Regions from separate parts of the Homo sapiens genome. Here region 1 is linked to region 2. The links are chromatin contacts, found by Hi-C or POLR2A ChIA-PET in ENCODE. All regions are on one chromosome and are shown on one strand. Each heading gives the region's core, a stretch centred on a gene start or an enhancer-like site at or near the end of the contact. The rest is flanking DNA. Distances are from core to core; before and after follow the strand shown. Region 1 overlaps ELOVL5 (ELOVL fatty acid elongase 5). Region 2 overlaps TRAM2 (translocation associated membrane protein 2).

What was found. Hi-C counts contacts between places; a loop is a spot of excess contacts on that map. ChIA-PET counts read pairs that join two places held with the same protein, here RNA polymerase II (POLR2A).
Region 1: a loop to region 2 is called in a map with no recorded cell type, with 2.3 times the contacts of the local background. The contact joins two enhancer-like sites. A Hi-C loop is called at or near these places in 1 of 168 maps with a recorded cell type or tissue (mesothelial cell of epicardium) and 1 of 37 single-sample maps with no recorded cell type. POLR2A ChIA-PET finds 5 or more read pairs at or near these places in 1 of 52 experiments (naive thymus-derived CD8-positive, alpha-beta T cell).

Annotation. Positions count from the first base shown.
Region 1 is chr6:53,308,469-53,311,168 of GRCh38, reverse strand. The region is part of intron 1 of ELOVL5 (ELOVL fatty acid elongase 5); the gene reads left to right. Among named protein-coding and RNA genes, the nearest start is that of MIR5685, 33 kb to the right of the region's middle. RefSeq lists enhancers at 1,049-1,098, 1,189-1,298. Within about 2 kb of position 1,373, at least 8 of the 41 ENCODE cell types and tissues checked have a DNase peak (open chromatin) inside an H3K27ac peak, as active enhancers do.
Region 2 is chr6:52,550,614-52,553,313 of GRCh38, reverse strand. All of the region lies in intron 1 of TRAM2 (translocation associated membrane protein 2), which reads left to right. Among named protein-coding and RNA genes, the nearest start is that of TRAM2, 25 kb to the left of the region's middle. RefSeq lists an enhancer at 928-1,097. Within about 2 kb of position 1,338, at least 25 of the 41 ENCODE cell types and tissues checked have a DNase peak (open chromatin) inside an H3K27ac peak, as active enhancers do.

The DNA of each region.
Region 1 (2,700 bases), core at 124-2,623, 760 kb before region 2:
TCTCTAGGCTTTTGTGGAAGAGAAAATTGTGTAACTGCCTACCTCTCCTGCCAGAGCACCAGACTTGATGTGAAGTTCTGTGAAGAGCCCACCCAGTCACCTGTCAGCTCATTTAGCCACACTGGAGAGTCTGTTGAGGTACAGAGGGGAGTTACCAGTGTCGTTTGTGGACTCAGTTGCTATTTTGGAACAGAAATTTGCAGAATCCTTTAAGCTGAAAAATTTCCATGCTAGTATGTATCATATGAATAGCAATTATTTACCCTTTCACAGAAAAAACCAACGGTCTTTTCTGTGTGTATTGTGAGATAAAGTCTGGAGGGGTTTGTGGTTTTCTTTTTAGTAGGTAACAGTTCGAAATTTGTTGCAGATCATAAGCTGCCAAATAATAGCTTTAAGATGTACTTTTAAAAATCAACTGTGTGATTGGCTGGGTGCAGTGGCTCACTCCCGTAATCCTAGCACTTTGGGAGGCCAAGGCAGGCAGATTGCTTGAGCCCTGGAGTTGAAAACCAGACCAGCCTGGGAACAGAGCGAGACCCTGTCTCCAAATTAACAACATCAACAAAAAAATCAACTTGTGATAATTGTAAAGAGCACAAGTTTTGGACCAACTACAAATTTAAGTAACTTAACTTTGTGAGCTACTTAACAGTAAGTAATGTGATTAAGTCTTCCCAGTGTGCCCGAAAATTTTTTGATTTTAGCACTGAAAGCCTTACATCCCGGAAAATCCCCCAAGAAAAACAGAACAGTTGCCTACCCTAAGCCATATAAACCTAGAGTTAACTACTTAAGATCTCTGAACTTTAGTTTCCTCGTCTAGAAAATAGGGATATTTCCTTAGTGAGTCTTTGAAAAGCCAGCTACGTAGTAGGCTCTTAGTAAATGTTAGATCCCTTGTCTCAGGCTAGTAACAAAAGTGTTGTATTGTTTTCCTAACCAAATTCTATACTTTAGATAATAAGCCTTTTCACTTCTCTTCCCAGTTCCAGTTAAATCGAGGGGGAGGGTTTATATTTTATTAGGCCGTGCTTGTAATTGGTGCCTTAATTATGTGTGGTAACCAAAAGGAAGGCTAGCAAGGGGAAGTAGAGTTGTCTTGTAAGAACCTCTTCTTCCAGCCCCACTGACCTTGTTAATTTCTAAGGCTTTTATCTATTGTTAACAAATTACCCCCAAATTTGCCACCTTAAAATGCAGAAACATTTACTGTCACACACGTTTTCTGAGGGTCAGAAGTCCCAGCAAGGCCTACCTGGGTGGTTTTGTCTCAGGGTCTTTCATGAGGCTGCATTCATCTGAAGCTGAGCAGGCCAGAAGATCTGCTTCTGAGCTCATTCAGGTGGCTGTTGGCAGGTGGCCTATTTCCTGCCACATTGTCCTCTCCCTAGGACTGTTTGCAGCATAGCAGCTGGCTTCCCCCAGAGCTAGTGGTCCTAGAAACACAGACAGAAACATGCCAGCTGACCAAGATAGAAGCCACAACATCTGTTATCACCTAATCCCAGAAGCGACATACCATCCCTTTTGCTTTATTCTGTTGGTCACACACACAACCCTGGTTCATCGGGAAAGGGCACTACATAAGGGTGTGAGTATCAGGTGTACCAGGATCTTTGGGGGCATCTTAGACTCTGCCTCCCATAGATACCGTATTTACTTGAAGAAAGCTTGAGGTCCTGTAGTCTAGGTAATGAAACGAATATAATAGGAAGCAGCTCAGTTTAGGATTGATGATAATAGAGCCAGAGCCCACGTTTCTCAACCAGTGTTCAGGTTCTTCCTATCACCCATCTTGCCTCCTTCCAAGGAATGTATGGAATTGTCCTTGGCCAAACATTTGATTTGGCAGCAGCAGCAGCAGCAGCCTGTCAGCAGTGTTCCATACTGCCCCAGTTCAATATGATGAAACAGGGAGTTACTAAATTCCTTTCTGTGTCCCAAGAACAGCTACTAGGGATTACAAGGAGCAAGACAGATACGTTCCTTGTTCTCACAGAGCTTTATAGACTTGGCCACTGTTGACTCCTGGTAGTAATGGTGTTATGGATCTCCTCTACTGATAGTAATATTTCTGCAACAGCATCCCCCAAAAAAGAGCTTACCGGTAAAAAATCCATCAGGTGCAGGATGGATTAATGTATGCTTGTTATGTGTGATGTGTACCATGTCACACAGTGTTTGAAAAATATGAGAACTGATCTCTATCTTGATACGAGGTTTTATTTCAGCTTGAGAGATGTTTGAAAAAATATGATTGCCTCCCCGCCCCCCGCCCCACCTGCGCATCCCCTCCCCCCAGCTGGTGGAATTAGAGGAAACAGGGAATTGCTGCAGAATTTGTTGGAATAAAAAATAACTTGTCCTTGAGACCATCATCCTAGTCTAGGCTCTGTCTCTGTAATACAGTGTATGGATACCGTCTGGGTGATAAAAATTAAAGGGTGGCAGGGGATTTTAGTAAGAGTCCAAAACTTAATTGATATATATAGCAGTGGTTCCCAAAGCAGGCTGTTTCCCAGAATTACCTAACGATCTTTTCAAAAAGATATTTCCTAGCATCTATTGAATTAGAATTTCTAGGATTGGATCCCAAAAACCTGATTTTAAAGCTGTTAGGTGATTTTAAGATGCAACCAGATTTGAGAGCCCATTGATATGAAACTCTAGAAAGTCATTCATTCATTGATCCACTCA
Region 2 (2,700 bases), core at 89-2,588:
TATTTCTCTACCAAATACATTTGTTGATCTTGGAGAGTATTTAATGGAATAATATCCTTAATATATCCTTTAGGACATCCAGGACTATCATATTAGTTTGGAAAGTTGTGATAATCAAATGTGGAGAGGCAGGGAGGATTAGGAATGCCAGATTAAAGAGTTAGACATTATCCTTTAAGCAGCAGAAGGCAATGGAGGGGCTGTGGTGTGTGCGTGTATGTTTGTGTGTATATGCCTGGCTATTCTAGCTATGGATAGTGGGAGGGGAGGAAGGGGTTTTGAGTCTTGAGGCTGAGGATCCAGTTAGAAGTCTCTCCTACAGGCTGGTGGCAAATGAGAATATGAAGCTCTTAGCAGCATTGGGAGTAGAAATGATGGATTTAATAAAATAGTAAAGGAAAAAGCCAACAAGGGGCTATAAGGAAAGGTGGGGAGTCTTTGACTGCAGCCTGGGACATAGGCAAGTATAGAGCTTTCTCCTGGGCACCAGGTTTGGCATGTTGAACGGGAGTTAATCATGCACTATGTAGGTAAAGATGCAGCCTCCCACCTCCCATCCTGGGGAGAAAGATTTCAGCAGGAAAAGTAGATCTGAGTGTCGCCGGAATAGAAGTGGCTGCTACAGCAGAGATTTCCAAGAAAGCAAGAAGAGCTGAGGCTTGCACTGGGAGCCTGGAAGTGAAGCCGTGTCACAGAAGCATGGGGAAGAATCCGTGGATACAAAGGGACTTCAGAGAACACCCTTAAAACATGAGAACTCTGAGGCCCAGTGAGGTGGATGGGAGCAGCTGGAAGCAGCCCGTCGGGTTTGTGGCTGAGCTGTCAGGGAACAGGTCTCTTGCCTCCTCACTGCACTTTTCTCCCTTCTGCTTCCTCTTAGTAATATATGTACAGCCATTTGAGCTTTACCTATTTGCATGGGCTTCAGTAGAGCTGCAGGTGGCCTTCCTAGCAGGTGTGGCCACCAAGTACCCAACAGATTTCAGTCTGTTCTTGTCTTCGTTGCCTCCTCGGGGTAGTGAAAGGGCTGGGGAGCCTGTTGGTCCTGTCCCAGGGCTGTCCTCTCTGCATCCGTGCCCCCTGGGCTTTGCATGGGGGAGGAGCCTGGAATCTCGCTCTCTTTAAGGCTGGAAGCCAGGATGGCTGCCTGAGACTGCTGGCTATCTGTGCCCTCTCCTCTTGCCAGGGCTCAGTCTGGGGCAGAATGTGGCCCAGGGCCTGCTTGTCAGCACGTGGCTAGGGTTTCCGTGTTAACGTTCCCAAATTGGGATCTCAGAAGATCAAGTGTCCGTGTTGTCTGATCACGCTGAGCCTTCTCGAGCGGCCAGCTGCAAACCTTTCAAAGGGCTGTGTGTAATTGGCTTGGGAGATGCTGTGGGGGACTGAGAAGGGGACAAAGAAGTCAGTTTTTAAAAGGAAAAAAATAAATGAACATAACAGTCTTGGGCCAGTTGGGTGGGGCATGGTGCTTGGGCACATTGAAACCCCTTCCTCTTCCCTTCCTATTTTTCCACTTCCAGAGGCCCCTTTGGCTAGCGCCGTACTGACCCCTGCAGACCCCCTCTGTGTAAATACAGCCTCTGTCTCCCACCCACTTCTTCATTATGCATTCCTTTAATCTGACCCATCTCCAGGTTGCCAGCTGGCAGAGACTCAGCAGATTCCAAACCCCAGCTGGTGCCAGAGTGTTTACACGGGCCAGGGAAGCTTGGCAGACAACCTGCCCCCAAGCTACTCAGCTGTAGGAAAAGGTAGAAAGACTCCTGGAGATAAGTGGCCCGTTTGTTTGCAGACTTTCTCTCCTCCCTCATTCACCCTCCCCTGCATGCCCACCCTCACTCCAGTTGCTGCTCTATCCTGAAAACGTTAGAAAGAATCCCTTTGTGAAAGGGAGGTAAATGGCTAGGGACTAGCAGCGTAATCCCTACATCCAAGCAACCCTGTGTGGCACTCTGAGCACATAAAGGTAAAAGATCCTTTGCCTTCCGGGCTGAAACAGATCAGATATTAATTAGGAGACATTATTGGTTAGTGTAGAGCCAGTCCCCATTCATAACGGATATGTTTTTCCAAAATAATAAAGCTATGTGATCGAGTGTTCATGAAGCCAGGACTCATATTTGTCACTGCAGCCTGAGGCCAGTGGTGTCCTCAAAATCCTATATTCACCTCCTCCTGCCTCAGTAAAGGCCCCCTTGAAAAACTCAGGCAGGAAACTGTTCGTCCACCACAGTGGTTTATCTTGATCTGAGTTTGTGAGAAGCCAGTCCCAGGGTGTCATGCCTAAAGAAAACCATTTCTGAAGTGGGTTATCAACACTGTTGGTCCTTTGGAAATTAGATGGCCCATAAAGAGTGGCGATTTGTCTGCCTCCCATGCGTTTCATGAGGGGTAGTACCAGGATGTGTGTGGAGGATAATTTTGCTGGTTTAAAGTGTCCTATTCGGTTGGGCATGGTGGCACACTCCTGTAATCCCAGCACTTTGGGAGGCCAAGGCAGGTGGGAGGCCAAGGCAGGTGGATCTCTTGAGGCCAGGAGTTCAAGAACAGCCTGGCCAACATGATGAAACCCCATCTCTACTAAAAGTACAAAAATTAGCCGGGTGTGGTGGTGCATTCCTGTAATCCTAGCTATTCGGGAGGCTGAGGCAGGAGAATCACGTGAGCCTGGGAGGCAGAGGCTGCAGTGAACTAAGATCT